3 separate regions of the Homo sapiens genome follow, and all the other regions are linked to region 2. The links are chromatin loops, found by intact Hi-C in ENCODE. Cell type or tissue: PC-9. All regions are shown on one strand.

Region 1 (8,000 bases), 410 kb before region 2:
CCAAGAGAAGTGATTACTATCCTCCCTGAAAATGTTAAAGCTTTAAAGAGATTCATTTTTCAAGACCAATTTAGATTGAATTTGTAGGTTGCTTATTTGAATATTACAATCTGAAACACTCTCATTCCCTGAGTGACCAGCAGTGGTAACATTTTTTATGGTCATGAGAACCAGTGGCTTGAAAGAGTCCGTGTTAAAAGATCTCTTTGAATCTTACTCGTGCTCCTGTTACTCGTGTTCATATTTAAATGGTCACTGCTGGCTTTCATTCAAAATTGTTTCAGGTCTAGCTATTACTATTAGACTGAACCTGGGGGATAAAGTCCTTGGTTACAGTCTGTAAACAAGAGTCTCCTCTTTCTAAATAGAGATCTCCAACTAAACTACACATTTCATGGAGGTGGAAGGCAGGGCTATCTTCATTCTTATGTCCTCACAGCCTCATTCATTGTTGGTGCTCATTTATGACATTGGATGAAGAAGTCTTCTTAATAGAAGTCATGCTTCATAAATGAAGGAGAATGGTAGGGGCAAACTGGAAAACCTTGATGTGTTTGAGCCCAGAGGATTCCGTGTCTCTTCTGTGTTAGATAGATAGGCCAGCTAGGTTTACTGGAATTTTTGCTTGATTTTTCTTTCCTCTCTCTCCATTTTTTCCTAAGAAAACTTGTAGATTTTTCCCCAAGTTATGCAAAAGAAAAGAACAGTCATCCTCAGTATAAGGTTGTTGTTTTTTGTTTGTTTGTTTGTTTTTGGTGATGTTTGTCTTCTGTGTCATTTAAGAGGATAAAGTATACTTCACATCCCAGTTAAAGACCACCAATGAACTGGGCTGAAACCTTTGCACCTCGCTGTGTGTGGTCTTCTATTCGGGAAGGAAGTGGAGCCTCTGGGCTTTCGAAGAGTGGTTGAGAGTGTGGATGCTGGAGCCTGCCTGCATGGATTCACATTATACTTCCACCATCCACTGTTTCTGTGGACTGGCAAGACTTTTAATCTTCTGTGCCTCGGTTCTCTAGCAGGAAAAAGAGAATAATAATAATAACAACTCATAATATGGTTGTTATCTGTATTAAGTGAGTTAATATGTGTGGAGCACCTAAAATTGTGCTTGGCACATGGTCAACCCTCAAATCTTAGATGATGTTATTCCCCACTTACTAGCTGTGTTAAGTTTGGCAAGTTACCTTCTCTCAGCTATGGTTGCTTACCTTTAAAAATGGGCCTAATAATACCTTACTTACCTAGAGCCAAGGGGATGAAATCAGATAATCTCCTGGGACCAAAGACTTGACCCACTTCCCATGAAATTGTGTTGGCATCTATGAGTATTGAGGGGATACTGAAACCTTATAATTCTGCTCCATGCCATGGTGCAGAAGGGCCAGTAGCCCCTTCCAGCATCTGTTCCATTTTGCCCAAATCTATAGAGGGGCCTGGAAGCTTATTCCAGAAATCAATAATTAGTTATGTCTGAGAAATTGAGTCTTTTCAGTTCATAAAAAAAAAAAAAAAAAAGACCAAATACGTGCCCTCTCCCACTGCCCCCTGCCATATTAGAATTGGATGATCTGCATTGCTCGTAAGAAGACTGATCTTAGGCCGGGCGCGGTGGCTCATGCCTGTAATCCTAGCACTTTGGGAGGCCGAGGCGGGCGGATCACCTGAGGCCACGAGTTCGAGACCAGCCTGACCAACATGGAGAAACCTTGTCTCTACTAAAAATACAAAATTAGCCGGGTGTGCTAGCGCATTCCTGTAATTCCAGCTACTCAGGAGGCCGAGGCAGAAGAATCACTTGAACCCGGGAGGCGGGGGTTGTGGTGAGCGGAGATTGCACCATTCCACTCCAGCCTGGGCAAGAAGAGCGAAACTCGGTCTCAAAAAAAAAAAAAAAAAAAAAAAAAAAAAGAGAAAGACTGATCTTATGATCTGTTGTGATCATTTCTTCTTTCTACAATCTTGAAGAAGCAGATGTCTGATTTTAATCAATGGGTATTTCCTCTAGACAAGAATCTTGTTCTTAGACTTAAAAGACACCATTGAATTTTTCTGCAGTGTCCTGGTGGCTTTTTGATTAAGTGCCTCAGTTAATAATTCCCAAAAATACTATGATCAGGAGCAAACAGAGAAGTACCTGTTTAAAACACAAGATCAAATCAAGATTTAGAAAGTGTTTTACTTACCCTTAGTGGTTGATGGGATGCAATGATGCGTTTTTATTTGTGTGAGCGTTCCTTTTGAATACATTGCTAGAAATGTATTTTTGCAATCAGAATTTCTCAGTATTGATGCTTAGATTGTTTTTAGTACTGAAGAACATGGCTCAAGTTATCAATGTGTGACATGCAGCCACCCACTCCTGCAGATAAAGCAAGACTGTCATTTTCCTTATGGCTACCATTTCCATTTTGCAGAAGGAATTACTGTTTGTGTTTAACACTTGACCACAATCTTCTTGGACCTTTGCTCAAACAGAGATGGCAATTACTGTTCAGCCAGTTTGACTTGCCTCTCCAACCAGAACAGTGTCCTGTCCATCCCAGGCACTCACTGCATGCCTGCTTAGTGGGACTGGATTTGGAAAACACTTGAGGCCTTCAGGTAGATAGGGAGCTGTCCCAAGAGGCAGCTATGCAGCTAGGAAACAGGGCTGCAATTTTTACCCCCATCCTTTGTTGCCAGTTTCCCAGCATATAAATAGAGTGGTAGAAACTACACTGGGCTGATGTTTGGAGGTTGTTTTGTCTGTCCTGTTTTTGTTGAGGCAAATTGGGTCTGTGATAGAGATCTGACTGATAGAGACTTTTCAGATGTTTTGCCCTTTAGGAGAACGTGGATCCTTGGGGATCTTCAAATTGTTTTGTCTAATAGGGCAGGTTGTGTGTTACACTGTGTCATGCCAGGTTTCATTTAGTTGGCTGGGACACCAAAGGGGGAGAGGCGTGTCCTGCTGCTGCCAGGATTTCTAAGGCAGCCAGGAAGTCACAGCTGCTGAGCAGAAAGAAGCCTGCGGTTGGCACAGGGAGTGTAGAGGGTAATCATTCCTGCGGAGCCTGGGCTGTTTACTCTGCCACCCTGTTGCTGGTGGACACTGGGTGTGGTGGGTGTGCTTGCCTAATACCTGTTTGTAGAGCACTGAGACAGCTAGGGCAGAGCTAAAACAGCAGTCATCTGAAACCAGTCGTGTGGGTTATCCCTCACGGGCTTTAGGAGCTAAAATCTGCATTCCAGATGAAACCTGCAGGGAAGCGGAAGAAAGCACTTAAAAAAAGCTTCAAGGGCAGTAAATTAACTGCTTTGAGAGTTCTAGGCACTTTTGAGATGATCTATTGCTTTCTTTAATTTGTTTCCTTGATTGCGGCTTCGTAAGTGGCTGCTGATCTGGGTGTACTGCTAGTTTTTTGGCCTGGATGCCCCAGGCCTCTCTGATCATAATCCAGATGAAAAAGAAGGCCTGTGTCAGAAGTATTTCAGTTGTTTTCTGCTGATTTACTTCTGATTCCCTTAGGCTGCTCTGGGCAGTGGCTAAGTGCCCTCAGTATCAGCTTGCCGGCTCAGCACTTTCAGAAGCCTTCACTTGCTCACCAATGAGGAAGTTGAATGCCACCAGGAGAACCGCCGGCCTGGGGCGGAGCTCCTCGTGAAGTCCTGGGTTGGGATTACAGGGCAGGCTGACTTTCCCTATGACAAAAAGGCTTTTGTCCCCGGGAATAAATACGGAAGTTTCAGAAGAGCAGCCTCCCTGGTCCGTGTGTAGTAAGGTGCGCAGCCTCGGCTGCTTCTGGGCATAGACTCCACAGATTTTTCACAGTTGCCCTGGAACACATCATCGCACAAACCGGAAGGAGGGCACTGTGACCCGAAAGAGACCAAGTGTGTTTGCTGTGCGGCTGACAGCCTGACTCCCGGGTCCTGTTGCTCTCTGTCCTGTAAATTAAGAGCAGATGGAGTGGATAAACTGAGAGCGCAGGAGAAGGTAACACAAGTCAGAACTTCCACCAAGGGCATTACTGAGACATGGAGAACGTTGATAATTCTCTGGATGGCAGTGATGTGTCAGAACCAGCAAAACCAGAAGCCGGACTTGAAGTGGCTCAGTCGATCCTGAGTAAGTTCTCTATGAAATCCCTATTTGGGTTTACGAGTAAATTAGAATCTGTGAATCCAGAAGAGGAAGATGCTGTGCTGAAAGCATTCCATAGTTTAGACGTGAATCCCACATCTCAGCAGGATGATTCCAGCAATGGCTTGGATCCACAGGAAGCAGGGTCTCGGGTTTCACCTGACCTCGGAAATGATGAGAAAATTGCAAGCGTGGAGACAGAATCAGAGGGAAGTCAGAGAAAAGAAGCAGGGACATCTCTCCTTGCTCAAGAGCTGCTTCCACTGTCTACTTTGAAAGGGACAAAAGACGATGTCATTTGTGTTCGTGGGACCCTGGTGCACACCACCAGTGATTCTGACTCTGATGATGGTGGCCAGGAGCCAGAGGAGGGAAGCAGCACCAATGGCCCAAAGTCCCCTAGTGGTGTTTTATCTGAGCCATCTCAGGAGTCCAAAGAAAACCCAGGAGGTTTCAGGGAAAATACTGTCACTGGGGAAATGAATGGTGCAGAGCTCTGTGCAGAAGATCCTCAAAGGATTCCACCTGAGATGAGCAGCAAACTGGAAGCTGGCAACGGTGGTCTTCAGACAGAGCGTCGCCCCAGCCAGGACCAGGTGGGAGAAGAAGGGTCCCAAGACCTACCTGCAGTAACAAACCAGAATTCGAGTGTTGGTATCACTGAGAGTGCCTCTTCTAAAAAAGAAGTCTCTGGAGAGAAGTCATTCCAACTTCCAGCTTTTTTCAGTGGGCTTCGTGTGCTGAAGAAGGGGGCTACCGCTGAGGGAGGAGAGACCATCACGGAAATTAAACCAAAGGATGGGGACTTAGCTTTGCTCAAATTGACGCAGCCTGTGCAGAAGTCCTTAGTGCAGGCAGGGCTGCAGACAGTGAAGAGTGAGAAGAAAGCAACTGATCCGAAGGCCACTCCCACTCTCCTGGAGCAGCTCTCTCTGCTGCTCAACATTGACATGCCCAAAACTGAACCGAAGGGAGCAGACCCTGAGTCGCCCAGGAGAGAAGAGATGGGCTGCAATGCTGACCAAGAGAGCCAGAGCGGCCCTGGAGTACCACAAACCCAGGGTGGTGAGGTCAAGCCAAAGTCGCCAGAGACAGCCCTGGAGGCTTTTAAAGCCCTATTCATCCGGCCCCCCAGAAAGGGGACCACAGCTGACACCTCTGAGCTGGAAGCTCTCAAGCGCAAGATGAGACATGAGAAGGAGTCGCTAAGAGCTGTGTTTGAACGGTCCAATTCTAAGCCAGCGGATGGCCCCTCTGATTCCAAAAGTGTATGTAGAATTGGGTTTTGCATTTTAACATAAAATATGGTGCTGCTGTATTTCTTTCCAGGTTTCCTCCCAAAGTGAATCCTAGTTGCCTGTTAGTGATTCTTTTAGTTGAAAAAGGATTATAGTCAAATTATATTGTCCTGTAAGGAGTATGGAGTTAACCAGAAGTGCTTTTCATGCGTCCTGATTTTTATCTGGAATATTGCAAGAGGGATATACACAAAGATGTGCAGGTAGGAAAGGGTAACTGTCACCGTGAATTTAAACGTTGATGGTAAACGCACTTATAAAACTAGGTAGCATGAGGAAATGATGCAAGATGGCAGTATAGCCCAGGTTTACAGGGTTTCCTCACCCCTTAATTATACCTCCGCAGAAAGTCTATCGTTCCTTTGAAAGTCTGCCATTTGACAAAATATGTGTTTGTGGTGTGATTAGAGTGTTCCACATTGGTTGGAAGGCTTCCAGATTTAGAGCACTGGATTTAGAATGAGACCTGGGTTTTTATTCTAATTCTGCCATTTACTGGCTGGGTAACCTTGATAATCTCCAAGCCTCAATCTCCTCATGTGCAAAATGAGGAAAATAAAATGGTTATATGGTTGTTATGAGAATTAAACAAAGGCAGTGCATGGGAAGCATCTAATTAATAGATGCTGTTATTACTCAAAGAAAACTAACTCAGGTAATTTATAAAGATGAGCAAGTACCTGTCCAGTAGATCTTAAACGATCAGAAGAACAATAAATAGAATTTCTTGCTTAATATCAATTCAGTGTATGACTATCATTCCTCCTATATATTTAAAATATTCAGTTAAAATGTTAAAAATGAAAGTCTTTGGCAGAATTTCTCAGACTGCAGTTAAAAAACCAAGCACAATATAACATTCTCCTAGTTGTAAAAATCAACACATATAAAAATGACTGGAATATGAAGGCAAATCTCATTCATTCGTTTATAGGAATAAAAGGAAATTAGCAGTGTGGAATGTTTGAAAAAGGGTGTCTTGGTCTACCACTGATGTTCTTGAAATTAGTCTTTGTGTTAAATAATCCTGGAGTCCCGGGATACATTGGTAAACATTCCCATAAATGCACATCAGTGTAGTACATTTATGTCTGTACCTTCAGGTCAAAGTATATTTGTGCTTTTTCAAATAATTATATAATAAAAATAATCTTTTAAGGGTTGTGTGATATATACTTAGCCTTGAGGTTTTTTTGTTGTTGTAGTTTTAAATTTTCACCTCAACTGATCACGTTACACTTCTGGAAAAGGGTCACACTATAGTGAGATATCTGAATTATAGTGAATGAGAGCAATGTGCAACTAGCCATTAAAATTAACTTCAGAATTAGGTTTAGCATGTCATTTTTCAGGAATTAATCGGCTCTGACTACATTCCACTTACTATTTGCCTGCTCTTTCAACAGCCTGACCACAGCCTGACTGAGCAGGATGACAGGACTCCTGGCAGACTTCAAGCTGTCTGGCCACCCCCAAAGACAAAAGACACAGAAGAAAAAGTGGGACTGAAGTACACTGAAGCAGGTAATGTGAAAGGAAGCTAGGGACCCGGGAATGAATCTCTTCCTGCAATGGCTTTTAGTTCTAGCTTAGTTGACTCTCAGAATTTGGGGTTTTATTTCATTATAAAATGTAATGCTGAAGGGTTTCTTTTTGGTTTTGCTGTTAAAGTGAACCTTTGCACACTTATTGTTAACGAGCCTCTGAAAGATGAAAGATGAATGCAGTGGAATGAATGAAAGGGGGAATGTGTGTGAAGTAGGAGAACCTTGGGGGACCTGATGGAGAAGGTAGATTGCAAATCCCTCAGGAAGCCGGTGGTTGGTCCTCATACAATTTTGTGAGCTGGCAGTGTTGCTAGAAGAGGCAGAGTATGGTTCTCTAGAGCTGTAATCTGATTTGTTGTTTGTCTTCGAGTAATGCTTTTGAGATAAAGGAACCTTGTGCAGAGTGAATGTACAGATACCGTATCAGTTACTCGTTCACTTTTGTGAGACAAAGCTTTATTTAATGCATGGCCAACTTTAAAGCAACCTAACTCTCTGGAAACCTGCCTAGGAACTTTACTTGAATTTATTTAAATGAAATGGGAATCTAGATATGGTTACTATTTAAGTGGAAGTTTCACGTGAACTGTAAAATGACACCAAAGCATTAGAGGATGGGTATGTAAGATATTAAGAATTGCATGTGTGTGTATATATCCATGAAACCTCTCTGCCTTCTTCCTGATATTTGGAGATTACCTATACGTGGCTTATATTTGTTGTTTTTATTAGGTGTATGTGTGCATTGAGGTCTATCTATCTATCTGGTTATAGAAAAATAACTTCTTTCCATTCCTGTTCATTGATAGACATGAACAGATCAAAGTTGGGTGGTTCAGTAGGTTTTTCCATAATATCAAATTACTCCAGTGATTGAGAACACACTGGCAGTTGAATCTTGAGATGATTTCTAGCTTTCATTTACACAGTTTCTGCAGGGCATTGGTTACTTCATAGCATTTTCTTTCTGTGGTGTTTGACTTACAGGATGAAAACTCATATCCTTAATGAAAATATGTATAGCAATTT
Region 2 (8,000 bases):
ATCCATGATTCAAAACAGGGAGGGACACATGAGTGGCAGGTGACATCAGAAGCCACCAGCCATTCCTCAAATTGCCAGCTCTGGAGCCCTCCATCCTGCACTAGAAGGAGATACTGCAAACCCTGCCAAGGTGTTCATGCTTCTCGTGCTTTAACATTTCAAAAAGCTCAATTCCCAAAGACAGTGAAACTGCCACGAAAAACAAAATGAACTCTGGATGACAAGGAGGCCCAGTCATTTCTCCTATCAATGGAAAGGGCAATTTTGATCAGAGACAAATAGTACTTGATTTTACCTATAGGGACTTATGACTTATTCACAGCTCTGACTCCTCTTCTCCACAGGAATTCAATAATGTAAACCTAATAATAAAAAATGACATAAAATGAATGTAATGAGAACACCCTAAAACTAGTTTCCCTCCTGGCCTATCTCCATGTTGCATCTTTCAGAAAGTGTCAGAAACGAGACTTAAACAAACAAATAAAAAAAAAAACCCCAAACCAGAACCTAATGCTGATGTGATCGTTTAAATAAACTAAACACAACTGGATAAGGAAGCTGTTTTACAAAAATAAAAATAGAAAAAAATTTCTTGACAAGAGGCATGGATTATTCAGGATCCCTGTGTTATTCTAATTGTTTCAGTGCTATTAGGTGCATTTTAGGGGAATGTGGCCCTGATGGATAAATGCACCTTTAATTCATTTCTAAGGCAGTGATGTGAGATATAAGACTTTTTTGGGTAGGCACAACCCCAAAAATGTCATGTAAATCTTGAAAAGTTTTTCATCCAAAAACCCCAAAGGGTTTACTCATCTCAACATCTGCATTTGATAGGCAGAGGGAGAAGAATGACTACAAGAGGAAGATTATCTGAGATTAAAACTGGAGACCTCCTAGAGGCTGGGCTCCCATAGGCACCCTGGCCCAGACCACAGCAGGGAGGGAATTCCTCCATTCTGCCTTTGTGCCTCATCTCCTGAGTTAGAGATGGTAGCTTAGTTTCCTTTCTTGGTTCCCTTCTGTATTCCTTACAGATAAAGAGATGTTCAATACACATGTGTTGGCAGAATGGCCTCCATTTTATAAGAGTGGAGGTGACTTAGCAGGACACATGCTATTTATACAAACAGAAGAACCTAGCAGCACAAACATGAGTAGGGATCTCTTTATTACTGCTCCTGGAGGTGGATTTATAGTGAAGTGAATGAGGGCCCCTCATGGGCGCAGACTGCTTCCAAGGCCTGGAACCTAACTTTTCATTTGCAATTGTGTGTTATTTTTCTTGAAAAAAGTTTTCAAATTGCATGAGTTTCAGGCCTCACAAAACTTGAATCTGCTGTGGATTGCTCTTAAAAGCGGTATACAAACGCCATCTTGGATTTTTCACCTGTCATTATTTTAACTCCTAGTCATCCAAAGCAAATATAAATCAATTAGTTTTGTAGCCATGGACAAACGAGGCCTGGGTTTCCTCATTTCTGAAAATGAAAGGTGATTGAATATGATTCCTCAGATCCCAAAAGAGAGCAATGTAGGGAAGGAGGGCACAGTGAGAAACAGAAGGAGGCAAAGGCTAGGACACCCTGGTGCTGGCTACACTACTAATAGCTGGCGTATGACCTTCAGTGAAGAACTTTACCTCTCAGGGCCTCATTTTCTCTACTATGAAATGAGGCAGGCAGACAAGACATTCTCTAAGGTCCCATCTTGTCCCATGATTCCAGTGCCCTGACTTGTGCAGTGTGTCACCTCTCATGGCCACTCTCACTGGGTGCTCACAGTAGCCCTGAGACTAGTCAGTGGAACACTCTGGTGAGCTTCAGAATTCAAATTCAGTGCTCTTCTTACTATACCACATGGGAGATATTTTCCAGCTAAACCGTAAACAAGGCTAATATCATTGGTTTGATGGCCTTCAAATATGCACTGTTGTCATGCCGAGTCAAAGATGATAGTCTGACATAAACCAGCGTTGCAGTGTAGATGTGGCGAATGACAAGGGAGTGGCTCCTTTCCCACAAGAGGCACTGGACTTGAAGCTGCAGCTGGTACAGCCCATCTGCAGGGAAATGCCATTTTCTTCTCATGCCTCTGTTCAAAACTTGAGTCCCACTGCTTACAGCTAGACAATCATTAGAATCACTGGTGGCACTGAAAAAAATCCCAAGCAGCTCAGACTCCCTGGAACTACCATATTTGAATTCCTGGAGAGATTAGGGGCCAGGAATCTTTCATTTTAAGCTTCCCAGGTAATTCTGATGATCCACCAGGTAGGAAAAGTATTGTTCTACGTAGTTTTCTCTGTCCTAGCCAGCCTGGAAATGCTGTTTCTTTTAAAACAGTAAGTCTATCTGGATACCCTGATGCCTCCTGCCACAAAGTCAAGCTGGTATAGCATTGGCTAGGACAAGCAGTGACAGCCACAAAAGACCACCTATTCTGATTCCATTTATATGAAATGTCCAGAAGAGGCAAATTCACAGACATAGAAAGTAGAGTAGTGGTTTCCAGGGTCTGGGGAAAGGAGACTGAGGGAAGGAGTAAGGAGGCAGAGATGGGGGGAATGGCTAAGGGGAATGGAGTTTCTTTTGGGGCAATAAAAAATCTAAAATTGATACTACTATGTGAATATACCAAAAACCATTACATTGTATACTTTAAATTGTTGAATTGTATAGTATGTGAATTATATCTCAATAAAGCTGCCATTCATATATTATATATGTTATATATGTATATATGTATACATATGTGTATATATAACATATTATATATTATATATATATATATATATATATATATATATATATATATATATATATTCTTTTTTTTTAACAGCCCTAATCTTCTCTTCCCCGCTCTACACACAAACACACGTGCACCAACTCATGATCATTGACAGGTTAATTACAGAGGCCCAACTAATGTCCCACATGTATGAATGGCACTCCAATCACCTCGCTTGTGACCACCTTATTAATACTCTCCCCAGCTCTCCGCTCTCCTGCACCAGAGACATCAAATCGTCCCGGGCAGATGGCACCACCTGGTGGCCATTACAGGAAATCCTGACCGCACACCTCTGCACTACCTCCTCTCTCGCCATTCTTCCCTCTTCTTCCAACTTCAGGGCTCAGTTAATTCTATAGTTGAGGTGATCTCCAATTTATACAAAAGCACTCCCCTTCATCTCTCCTCCAACTTGCCTCAAGTCTTCCTCTACTGCTGCTAAATAGCTTAAAGAACTGTAGTTTTAAGTCTACATGTGAAAATGGAAAGAAACAAATCTTAAAGTGGATAGACAAAAATTAGATCTAATAAAGAAGCAATGCATCGTATTAACAAATATTTCAGAGACTAAGAAAAGCAAAAAGCTATATAATAGGAAGAGATGTTCTGTTTCATTGGTCATCAAATAAACACAAATAAAACAATGAAATGCCATTTTTGCCTATCAAATTAAAATACTTTAAAAAGTTAATACTTATAGTTAACAAGTGAGACAAGACACCCACAAACAAGTGAGAGAGAAAGCACAGCCATATAAGTCCAACACTTACAGAAAGCAACCTGACAGTATGTAGGAAATGCAGCCTAAACAATAGGTACAGAGCTTGACCCAATTATTCTTCTTTTCATAGAAATATATACCCCAGAGAATTTATCAAGACTGTACACAAACGTTTATGCACAAATATGTTCATTGAAGCTGTGTTTATGATGGGATAAACTGGAAAAACTCTAAATGGCCATTTGCAAAAATGCTTGAGTAAATTGAGGCATAAACATATAATAGGATATAATGCAGCTACTAAAAATAATTACACTGATTTTAATATAGGGATAGGTTCTTGATATAATATTAAGTATAAAAAGAGATAAAAGATTTACTGTATGATTTTAAAAACTACCTATGTGTGCACAGAAAACAGACTGGAAGAAAACATAGCCAAATGCTGAAAGTGGGTATCTCTAGGTGGTACGATTCTAAACAATCTTTATTTTATTTTCGAAATGATCCACGACAGCTTTTATTATCTTCATAAGAAAAAATACTGAAACATAAGTTATCCATATAGCATCCTTAAAGTTACCCCCAAATTTCCCTCCGAGTGTGTGATGGCAGAAAAAACAAAGCCTCTAGAGCCATGGGTCTCCACAGCGGGTCTGATTTTGACCCTCAGAGGACATTTGACAATGTCTGGAGATGTTTTCTTTCTTCTCTTTTTTTTTGTTGAGACAGAGTTTCGCTCGTTGCCCAGGCTGGAGTGTAATGGTGCAATCTCGGCTCACCGCAACCTCTGCCTCCCGGGTTCAAGTGATTCTCCTGCCTCAGCCTCCCTAGTAGCTGGGATTACAGGCATGCACCACCACAACCGGCTTATTTTGTATTTTTAGTAGAGACAGGGTTTCTCCCTGTTGGTCAGGCTGGTCTCTGAACTCCCAACCTCAGGTGATCCGCCCGCCTCGGCCTCCCAAAGTGCTGGGATTACAGGCATGAGCCACCGCACCTGGCCTGGAGACATTTTCTGTTGTCACAAATGGGGGAAATGCCACTGGCATCTAGTGGGTAGAGGCCAGGGATGCAGCCTCCACCACAGAGAATTATCTGACCCACATCTAAATGGTACCGAGGGTGTAAACCCTGCTCTGACTTGAATCCAGGTTCTATGCCCCTTCTGTTCCATCTTGGCATGTTGCTCACCTGCTCTAAACCTCAACTTTCCCTTGTAAAATAGAATCATCTGCATATGATTTCTGAGGGCAAAATACAATACATAAAGTGTTTGGCACATAGTAGATACAAAATAAATATTTGCTTCCTTCTCCTCCAACACTATTACTCAATTTTGTATTTCCTTTTGTGAGTTATAGCAAACTTTTGCAGTTATAGAAAGAATATATTCTACCCTTTAAATTATATCTCAATTATCCATTCCAAATATAATAGTGGAGTCAGTCAGGTAAGCTTTGCTGTGCTCTTCCCAGATACTAGAGCTTTAATATCAGATTGATACCATGAAAAAATTAAATTACTGGCTGTACAATATTGATTACCAAAAACTCATGAAGGCAAATGTCTTAAGTACTAGGGGTAATCGAGGTGAAAAGCTGATCTCCTTTTGGGGTCTGCCCTGCAGTCAGAAGGGCTGACTCTGGAGAGCACCTGAGAGGGGTGCAGGGCACCAAAGGACAGGAGCAGGGGTATCATGCGTGCATCTCTCATTACTCACCAAAGCTACATGTGAATGACCTAGGCTCATGTAGTCATCTGGGTTAGTTGGATCCTTTTCCTTGGCTGAATGAGCTCTATTAATAGATCTAAGGTAGGCTCACTCTTACTGCTTCTCCATCAGAATAGTGCTGGATACCTGATACCTTTGGGTAGACTGGAGAGAGGCTGATGGTCATTCACACAGTCTCCTTGATGTCCAAACCGAATGAGGGAGGTGATCTGACCTGCCTGGAGCATGGACACATTGAGGCAGTGTCAGAAGATGGCCTGGGTGGGTAGGCAGGCTGCAGGAGGAAGCTCTGTAGGTACTGATAACTCTCTCGTCAGAGTCACGGATCTGGCAAGCTGAGAGCAAGCTGACCACTCCCTGCCTGCAGGTACATCTCGCCTGTCCACAGCCCAGACCCCTAGGCACCAAAACTCTGACTGTAAAAAAAGCCAGAGGTCCTTACCAGGCTCCAGTGTGCTCTATACAGACCTAGTTAAATGATAGACGACTGCCAAAAATTCTATTCACTGACCACACAGGGAAAAAATAATCCTTCCAATATTAGTATTATGTATCATTTACTGTCAGAATAACTGCTCTTTCCTCTCCTTCCTTTGCAAACATTTTCAGACCATAGCACCTGCATTGTTGCCATGTTTTTGCACACTTCAGTGACCAAGGGCTATTCAGAGTCTGGACAAACTCAGCAAATAATTCCTCCCATCATCTGCTGAGGATTTTTTTTTTTTTAAAGGAAAGCAAGCAAGATACAGAGAAGGGACCTGCTGGTTCAATTCAGGAGCCAGGCGTCTTAGGTAGCTCACAGCAAAGGGATTCTTCCCAGCAGGCCCATCCATTCCTGCTGCTCCAGAGGAAAACGTTAGTCACTCACATCTTGTCCAAACCGTGCAGGGCTTGTTGACACAGGCCTGCTGAGCTGTCATACCAGAAAGATGGCATCAGGAAGGTCCCCTGGGCTTCTGCAGGGCAGGCTAGCCTCCTGGCCTGGCTGTTTCCTCAGCCATAACCTCTGTCTCATGCAAAGAAAAACTTGAACAGGCCACTGGGGGAACTGACCAGTAGTGCCAGGAGCCTGCCACAGATCCCTTCTGGCAAGGCCTATTGCTATGGTTATTTTAGGCCCTGGATAAGTATCACTCTGTCTTGGTCAGACCAAAAGCCAGCAGGAAAGTTTTCCTCCTGCCACTCACTGCACTGCCACCCACTGGGCACCTGGGATCGTCTAACTTGCCATGAGAAGTCCGTGTCTGACACTCTGGGAGCTTATAATCAAATATGTCCAAGTGAACAATCACCTGGAAAAGATGGAGCTCCCAGAGGAAAGATCCATTTCACAGATGATCCGGCACATGCTGTGCAGTGCGAGTGCAGGGGCACATTTCTCCTATTATCTCTCTGACAGTTTTTTTGGTTTTTTTTGTTTGTTTTTTTTTGAGACAGAGTCTCGCTCTGTCGCCCAGGCTGGAGTGCAGTGGCGCCATCTCGGCTCACTGCCAGCTCCGCCTCCCAGGTTCTCGCCATTCTCCTGCCTCAGCCTCCCGAGTAGCTGGGACTACAGGTGCCCGCCACCATGCCCAGCTAATTTTTTGTATTTTTAGTAGAGACAGGGTTTCACCGTGTTAGCCAGGATGGTCTCAATCTCCTGACCTCGGGATCCACCCGCCTCGGCCTCCCAAAGTGCTGGGATTACGGGCATAAGCCACCACGCCCGGCCCTCTCTGACAGTTGTTAAGTGCTGAGTGACTGAAGAAATACCTACCTTCATCTCCAGAGATCCCCGTGGTGTTGGTGCCATCTGTGCATGTATTTGACCAATACAAAGGGAAATATCCAACCCACCGTCCCATCCAATGCCACTGCTACTACCCCTGCCACCATCGAGGGTATCGCTAGATTTGGGGCAGCCTATTTATCTGCAAGGACAGAGAAGTGTTACAGAACATTCTGTGGGCAAGGTGCAGAAGGGAGGCTGGAGCTTCTCAGGTGAGCTTAGGGCCCTGAGTAATATAGACCATGTGCCACTGTGCCCAGATGCTCTTTAAGCAGAAAAACTTGGCGACAGCCTTAAATGCATCCAGCCTTCCCTGCCACCCTCCCTTCCCCATAACCACCCTCCACTCAACACATACTGGTTAAAAAGTATGTTTCTTTTCACTTCTTACTGCCTGAAGCTGAATCTTTATCATCTACATCCTACCCGTCCTCAAGGAAGTCTAGCTCAAGTTTGATCTGTGATGTCTTCTCTAGGGGCCAATGCCTTATTCCCCTCCTGAACTCCAGTAGTGACTGCCTGATCCACATATAGGGTTCTCAGCTTCTATCTAGTAGGTTGCAGCTATGCATTTTAAGTTTGATGTCCCTTTCATCCACCTAGACTTCAAATTCCTTAAACAAGGGCTGTGAGTCATGATAAGAGATGATGGACAGGCCCAGCTACTCCTCTTTGCCATTCCCTGGATATCAGTTTGTATCACATCCTTTTAGCCAGCCCACCTCACTGGGGTGCGGCACTGCATGAAAACACTTCGTTACTCCTAATCTTTGTTGTGTTTGGTTATTCTTACACCTCTGGATGCCTCTAGACTCAAGTACCAATGGAACATGCTGTAAGGGAGTGGGAAGTAAGGGGAAAAGCAGTCTAATTCTGTTCCATTCCTGATTTTCTGTAAACACGCTCAATTCCTCTGGTCAGAGTTTAACCTTCACTGGAAAGGTTAAAAGAAGATAGTGCCTGATGGAGATCCTACA
Region 3 (8,000 bases), 110 kb before region 2:
CAGTGAGCTGAGATCGCATCACTGCACTCCAGCCTGAGCAACAGAGCAAGACTCTGTCTCAAAAAAATATATATATATATAAAATATATATTTCTATATTATACATATATGTATTATATAATATATAAATAAATGTATTATATAATATATAAATAAATGTATTATATAATATATAAATAAATGTATTATATAATATATAATAAATGTATTATATATTATACATAATATATAATAAATGTATTATATATTATACATAATATATAATAAATGTATTATATATTATACATAATATATAATAAATGTATTATATATTATACATAATATATAATAAATGTATTATATATTATACATAATATATAATAAATGTATTATATATTATACATAATATATAATAAATGTATTATATATTATACATAATATATAATGTATTATATATTATACATAATATATAATGTATTATATATTATACATAATATATAATGTATTATATATTATACATAATATATAATTAATGTATTATATATTATACATAATATATAAATAAATGTATTATATTATACATAATATATAAATGTATTATACATAGTATATAAATGTATTATACATAATATATAAGTAAATGTATTATATATTATACGTAATATATAAGTAAATGTGTTATATGTTATACGTAATATATAAATGTGTTATGTTATACGTAATATATAAATGTGTTATGTTATACGTAATATATAAATGTGTTATGTTATACGTAATATATAAAGTGTTATATGTTATACGTAATATATAAAGTGTTATATGTTATACGTAATATATAAATGTTATGTTATACGTAATATATAAATGTGTTATATGTTATACGTAATATATAAATATAATATATAAATATACGTAATATATAAATATAATATATAAATATATTTTTTGAATGGAAAAAAACCTACAGAATGAAAAATACATATATTTATATTTTCCCATTCCGTAGGTTATCTTTTTTCCCATTCTATAGGTTATCACATCTTAATTGATGTGAATTCGTGAATTTTAGTATTTGTAGTTTCACATTTCCTCAGAACTTCATTCTTCAAAATCATCTCATTATCTGCTAAGTGGATCACAAGCCGGATAACACTGAAGTAAATAATGCTCTGTGCACATAGTACTCCATCCATCAGAAACTACCACATTGTTCACAAAAACAGGCTTCAGCTGGTGAAGAAAATTAAATTTTGATAAAGCAGAGAAGCCTTCACACCTAATTAGGATTTGAATTTAATAACAAGCATTGAAAAAACATTTCAGTATTTTCAAATTGCTGATGGATTAATTCAAAAGCATTTGGGTTTATGTTTAACCTGCCTTAACTCTTTTCTTCTTTCCTTTTCCCTCTTCCTTTCTTTTCCCTCTCTCCCCTGTCTTTTCCCTATTTCTATTTCAGATTGAAAATGGCTCAGGAATCAGTCAGCAAGTTGACTTCAGAGAAGAAAGTGGAGACAAAGAAAATCAATCCCACTGCTAGCCTGGTGAGATATATTTTTCAACATAATCTAACGATTGTCATGAAAATTGAGGTGCGCCCAGGAAGGGCTAAAGCTCAGAGATGAAACATAGTATCCAGATTCTCAGTTCCCATCCCAGAGTAGCATATGGTTAAAAAAAAAAAAAAAAAAGTATGTGTGGGTGGAGGTACAAAACATAGCTTTATATGTTTTTCCTGTAAACTCAACATAGGTCATTTCTGATAAACCAAATTTAGTCACTTACCATTTCACATCCTTCCACACCCTACCCGCAGTACAGTCACCCTTATCTCAAAGTATCTTTTTCTCAAAATGTTTAAATATATTCATTCTCTTCAGTTCCTTTTCCCCATTAAAGAAAGAGGCAGGGATTCTCCTATTTTGATAGTTGGAAAATTTGAAGTGCAGAAAGATACAGCCTACCCAGGGTCACTTAGCAAGTGGATAACAAAAGCCAGGACCAGATTCTGGGTCTCCTGACATCTCTCCCTATGCTGGAAACCAGCAGTCTCCCCAGCCTTCCTATATGTGAGATTGCGTTGTCCTCCAAAGTCCAGTTTTCAGTAGAGATCACAATGAATCTCCACCTAGGTGTTACGGACAATAGTCAGAATAGCTACATGGTTAGGATCCCAGGATGCCGAGAATGAAATGGCCTGGGTTCAGATCACAGCTCTGCCACTTAAATAGTTGTAAAACCTTAGTGAAGTTACTTTGTTTCTTTCTCTTCCATGAAAAGAACATACTACTTTTTTTTTGGGGTTATTTTGAGAAAACTGAGAAAAGACATGTAAAATGCCTAACACATAATAAGAGCTCAATAAATATTAGTTGTTTTCCTTGTTGCTGTGAATTTCAGCTGCTTTGGTTGACCCTGCAATGGGGAATGGCAATGAGTGGGAAGTGGAAGTATCACCCTCCTCTCTCGGATTTTTCAAACTCTGTCCTCTCTGGGCCCTGATGTCCAACAACTACTTACTTTATCCTTTTAGATTATTAGTACCTTTTTGCTGGATGCTTCAAATCCTTTGAAAATATAAATGGGTTCTAAGTTACAAAGTGAGATTATTTCTGTTGATTGACCATAATGTTTCTCCCAACAACCCCATGAGCAGCTAAATGAATGTTGCATGAGGTTGATGAATGAGAAATGGAGAAGTCCGGGCTATACTTTTTGGTCGGGGAAAGCCATGGTTGAGCACATGGCCCCTACCTAACCGGACATGTCCTTTGTACCCGTTTGATGGTATATTTATGACATTCATTTGTATGACTTTCAGTGGCAGTCGGCTGAACCCTGATTTTTGTCTTCTTCCTTCATGAGCCTCTCCCTCTTCCTCAGACCTTTTATTTGGGCCTCTATCCAGACTTTTACAGCCAAGCTTGTTCCCCCAAGGCAGAGAGAATGGGGTCAGCCATATAGACAAAAGGGAAACAGTGGGTTTACGACCTCCCCTGTGAGCAAGCTCCCAGTTGTGATCCTGGGCTTGTTGGGGCTGCTTATTTTATTGTCTGTGTGGGTGGGTGGGTGGAAATCAGGGAAGAGCTTGTAAACTGATTCCTGATTCAATTTCGCAAGTTAGGGATGGGGTCCAAATTTAGGATGGGTGTCGAAAAATCATCAACTTAAGTTTATATCTAGGCCAATTTAGTAATTCACTGCAACATCATATCTCATAGCTCATAAGCAGCTAAGGATCCATTCTCAAAGGCTTCTCTCTGCATCTGCTCATTCCAAAAGAGTATACTTCTCCCTTTTCCATTTTAGCCTTCTATTTACCCTCCTCCCAGAGCAGGCACACCATCCTTACCATACTGATATGTGTGCTTCCCTAGTGTCACAGATACCATGGGGGTCCATGTTTCTGTGTAGTGTGCTCCTGTGTATTCTTACGTCTTCCCAGCAGATGTCCATGTCCTTCCCTTTAGAAGGCAGTCTCTGAGGAGGAAGCTCGGAGAATGAAGAGCATAACATCCATGGCAAATCGGGAACTTCTGCCATTCTGCAGAGACTAAATCTGGTCATCTCCCATTTTGCATGGCTTTTGTTGAGTTCTGCCAAGTTGATCATTGGAAATAGTAATTTTTTTTTTCATATCTTCTTGGGCATTCTCTAATTCCATCAATGAGCCAAAGGTAGGGACGGAAGGGGTCCTTGAGTAACACTACAAAGTTAGGGTCTTTGTCACAAAAGAAGAGAACAGAAAAGACCACCCTGGCATGGTAAAGGCCCGTGTTTTAGATGGATGTAGTTGGTAGATTGGCTGGTTATTGATTTCTTGTTTGTTTTTCTGGGGAGTAAGGGTGATAGGTAGGGAGGGGCAGATAACTAAGAGCTTAGGGAAAGCAGTAGAGGTACTCTCATTTCTAGGCCATTTGGCACAATTCCGGAAACTCAGCATTCTAGACCAAAATTTGAGAAATGTATCAAAACTTGAGAAAGATGAAAGAAAATGATACATTCATTTTTTTTTCCTTAACAGAAAGAAAGACTGCGTCAGAAGGAAGCCAGTGTGACCACTAACTAAGATGAAGACACATGGAAATGATGGCACTGGAGGTGGAGGACCTTGCACGCATACTCTTTGTGACCACAGGGTTGCAGGACGTTCTTGAAAGATGTGTCACTAAATGTTTGTTTTTGCTCATCTCTTTCTGAGGTCATCTGCAGAGAGTGCCCCATGCCTTCTTTAAGAAGTCCCTCATTAAGCCGCAGGAACAATGGAAAACTATTTAAGGGAACATTGCAGAAATATTTGATGACTGTTTCTTGTGGAAGCCCAAAGTCCACTCTAAGAGCAGAAGAAATACCAAAATGTTTCCAAAATTTTTTTAAAAGCTGAGATTTCCAGCTTTATAACCAAAGCTTGATATATGTCACATTGTCACAGAAGAGAGAAAAGATCATTGAGGACAGTTGCCTTGGGAGAGTTCAAGTCTTTGTCGTTACACACTGCTGTTTTGATTATTGGTCTTAGTTTTGATCCTGTTGCAGCAAAATCCTGCAGCATCTTTCTCTCCAATAATGTTGCAACTCACCAAAACTATTCTTGAAGAGGTCCAAGAACATGTATTATCCAGACTAAAAAAATGATTTTTTGTTGTTATGGTTTACGTGATGAAAAGGAGAAAAAACAGAATCATACCTGGGTGGAGAGAGGGAGACAAATAGCCATAAACTTCATCCTGGAGAACAAGTTACCATGCAAGGAGTTGACATCAGTTGTTAAGTGAGGCCCATTCTTGTTTTTACATCGGTCCTTTGTGGTTTTTCTGGGCCAGCAGAGATTCTGCACCCCAACTCCCAGGAGAAAATGTAATACCTGAGCAAGCACAGCCTTGGGTGTGCTTGGACAAGAGACCCAGCGGCAGAGCACCTTTTACATTTTGGACCGTTCATGAATGGGCAATGTTGTGTTGATACGCAGCCGAGTTCTACGTTATGTGCTGTGACTGTGCAGCTGGACGACCCCCATCCCCAGGAGGCAGTTTCCAGACAGGAGAGCAAATGCAACTCACAGCACCTGCTCATGACCTTGGCTGATAGGCATGTGAAGTAGGATGAAGCAGGACTCTTTAATGTCAAAAAAACTGAAGGGCAGAAAAAAGGTTCCTTACATCAAAATGAAAGTAATTACATTAATAGAAAACTTCCAAGTGGAATATTGTTCACAGGCAGCTCTTTCTGACCCTGGCTCTTGAGTCACATAAGGAAACCACCTTTGACCTCTCTGACACTTTTGTCTTTAAGCCACGTCTCTGAAATCTTGTGAGGGGTGAAGAAAGAGGACTGGAGATGAATGGACAATATGATCAAAGACTCATTTTTAGGCCTTGAAGAGGCCGAGCTTTCTCCCCCCAATTGGTGGAGGACAGTCCAGAGATGAGCAGAAATCTTAAATTCCTTCCTGATCCAGCCTCCACATGTGGCCTGCCCCTTGCCCCAGCATCTTTCCAGAACCCCTGGACTTGCCAGGTGCCTGAGCATCTTCCCAGGATATGCCTGCCAGCCAGCAGCCCCTCAGGAATGCTTCTATAATAGATCCAGTAATGAAAGCAGCACCATATCCTAATCTAATGTCAGCTTCGAGAATGAAGACTGCAGTCAGGATCAAATCAAGTCACAGAAGCCATATTCATGCAGGTGCTAACCGCCTTTTCTACTGGTGCAACTGAAAGGAATATGGTAACATGGTTGGATTTTTAAAATTCACAATGAAGGAACGAGACAAGCAAAACAGAAAAGCCGAGAAGGAACATGCATGACTAAAAAGGCTTGAAGTTGCTTGTGAGCAAGAAGCTTTTTATGCTGCTTTCTTACATAGTTTCTCTTCATTTTCACTTAACTCTGAAGACAACCAAAAGAACGGATCAATTAAAAACTGATTCCACTTATAACCATTGTATGCTCCTTCTAGTGTTATCATGCACAAGAAAAGTGCCAGTTTTACCCATGCCATATAATTCAGCTCTTTTGAGTTATGTGGGGCCAGCAGAAGTCTCAATCCTTATAGGCTTGATGGTGAGAGCAGCGGGAGGTTTGAGGTGTACTCATTGCAGTCCACTTTGGTCTGTAAGTAGGATGCTTACGAGAAATCAGTGAAGGTAAGCAGGGCTGCCACTGTGGCCACGTAACCCTTCAGGAACCAGTGCTGAAGAATAATGAGTGAGAACACTTAATTTGAGAGTTAGACAAATACAGCCCACTTTGGATTTCATCCTAGTGAACAGACTAAAACTTTGCAGTAAAATACCTATTTCTACAAAGCAAGGTTTGCCTGCCTCGGTTGGGGAAACCTAGTGGTTTTGTCACACTAGTCGATGTATGATGTTAGTGTTGTAAGACACCATGGCAGAATCTTCATTATTCTCACCTATTCTGAACCCTGCATCATGTATCTGGGATGCCCCCTCCCAAGTCCACCAATGTACCACGTTGCTGACACAGCCTTCATTTTTAACTCAAATTGATGCTCAGTAAAGGTCAATGACAATTTGTTCAAGGAAGTTCATCTAAAATAATCTGGAGGCCTTGAAAATGATCCCTCTAAAATGCTGTTGAGCTTGTGTTCAGTGTAGCAGGAGGATCTGAACTTTTCCTGGAGAGGAGGTGATCGGGATGCCATTTGGCAGCTTAAGCACATCCTGCCAGCAGGCTTTAAGTGGCTGTTCTAGGCATAGCCCTCCCTGAACTAGAAAGGAGAGTAACCAGTTTGCTATGCTGCATCTAACCAGACACACCTGACTTAGTAGTAACTCTAAGAACCCTTAACTTACAAACAACTTTGTCTCCTCTTAGACAATATTCATTAAATCTGAGGACACAGTTTGACAGTAGTTCAGATTCTTGCATGAGCAATTGACAGCATCAGAGCACACAATATCATAAGTTACATAAATTACACAAAGTACATCATAAATTACACTACAGACACGTTAGGTAAAAAGCATCAGGCCCGGGCCGGGCGTGGTGGCTCATGCCTATAATCCCAGCACTTTGGGAGGCCAAGCGGGGGCGGATCACGAGGTCAGGAGATTGAGACCATCCTGGCTAACACGGTGAAACCCCATCTCTACTAAAAATACAAAAAATTAGCCGGGCGTGGTGGTGGGCGCCTGTAGTCCCAGCTACTCGGGAGGCTGAGGCAGGAGAATGGCGTGAACCCAGGAGGTGGAGCTTGCAGCTAGCCGAGATAGCACCACTGCACTCCAGCCTGGGCGACAGTGAGACTCCGTTTCAAAAAAAAAAGCATCAGGCCCATGAAGTATCAAAAACCAGGTTAGGAGGTGTGCTGTATGGCTTTTATCTCAATAAGTGGCAGCTTACTGGGGAAAAAGAAATAAGAAAAAGTGTGGCCAAGCAGAAGTGGATGTTTATGATGACGGTGGGGGCCCAGAGGTCATAGGTGATGGTCCTACTGCCCAACAGTTGCCTTTTGAATCCTTATGTTGATGATGGTGTCTTTCTACACACTCACTGCAACTACTCAGGAATTATAAAGATTTTCTGAAATCTGAGAAGTGGAATAAGGAAACCCAGTGGAGCTATTACACTTTTAAATGTTCTAGCCAAAACAAATTGCCAGTATGGTTGAGGAATTGAATATCAGATGGCATGCAGTCTCCCCTCCCCTCCCCTATCAAGGACAGTAGAAGCTGCAAACCTCTTCTCAGCCTCCTTCAGGCACCTCCTGTTTTCATAAGCACCATGAAGAATGGTGTTTCCTAAATGAAAAGTTCAGATACTGCTGGTAAAGAAACTGGAAAAACTGAAGGAAGGAATAAAATATGTTGGTGGTATTAACACCTCCAGTAAGATAAGTCATTGGTACGGTTTTTCTAAGGGCCGCAGTGAGATGTAGCAGAAGAAATATGTTTATTTTGGGCAAAGATTTGCTTATTGGCCTGGGATTGCACATTTTCTCTATGATGTTTGCAACAGAGAAATTTTCATTTTAATGATACTCTTCCTTTCTTGAA

What was found. Peaks named below come from ENCODE experiments on the same cell type or tissue, not always from the same donor. Only the 100,000 strongest peaks of a DNase experiment are listed, where the experiment ranks them.
Region 1: it touches region 2 in a loop (6-fold over the local background); 3 of 110 quality-filtered maps call a loop at or near these places.
Region 3: it touches region 2 in a loop (4-fold over the local background); 3 of 110 quality-filtered maps call a loop at or near these places.

Annotation. Positions count from the first base shown.
Region 1 is chr15:33,063,905-33,071,904 of GRCh38, reverse strand. It overlaps FMN1 (formin 1), which reads left to right. Exons shown (of 21, transcript NM_001277313.2): 6 at 6,831-6,948. It overlaps LOC124903459 (a long non-coding RNA gene), which reads right to left and starts at 5,007. Exons shown (of 2, transcript XR_007064574.1): 1 at 2,187-5,007; 2 at 1-1,015. RefSeq lists an enhancer at 4,015-4,838. In PC-9, no CTCF peak of the experiment used is centred here; DNase peaks (open chromatin) are centred at 3,104, 3,544 and 6,814; H3K4me3 peaks cover 4,843 bases; H3K27ac peaks cover 4,309 bases.
Region 2 is chr15:32,657,861-32,665,860 of GRCh38, reverse strand. All of the region lies in intron 10 of ARHGAP11A-SCG5 (ARHGAP11A-SCG5 readthrough), which reads right to left. The region is part of intron 2 of SCG5 (secretogranin V); the gene reads right to left. It overlaps SCG5-AS1 (SCG5 antisense RNA 1), which reads left to right. Exons shown (of 4, transcript NR_135505.1): 4 at 1-159. LOC124903458 (a long non-coding RNA gene) reads right to left here and starts at 2,270. Exons shown (of 2, transcript XR_007064573.1): 1 at 296-2,270. In PC-9, a CTCF peak has its summit at 3,083 (motif pointing left); a DNase peak (open chromatin) is centred at 6,100; H3K27ac peaks cover 359 bases.
Region 3 is chr15:32,770,358-32,778,357 of GRCh38, reverse strand. FMN1 (formin 1) reads left to right here. Exons shown (of 21, transcript NM_001277313.2): 20 at 1,439-1,523; 21 at 4,004-8,000. The coding sequence ends at 4,048. Among named protein-coding and RNA genes, the nearest start is that of GREM1-AS1, 55 kb to the right of the region's middle. RefSeq lists an enhancer at 3,591-4,790. In PC-9, no CTCF peak of the experiment used is centred here; a DNase peak (open chromatin) is centred at 4,157; H3K27ac peaks cover 1,626 bases.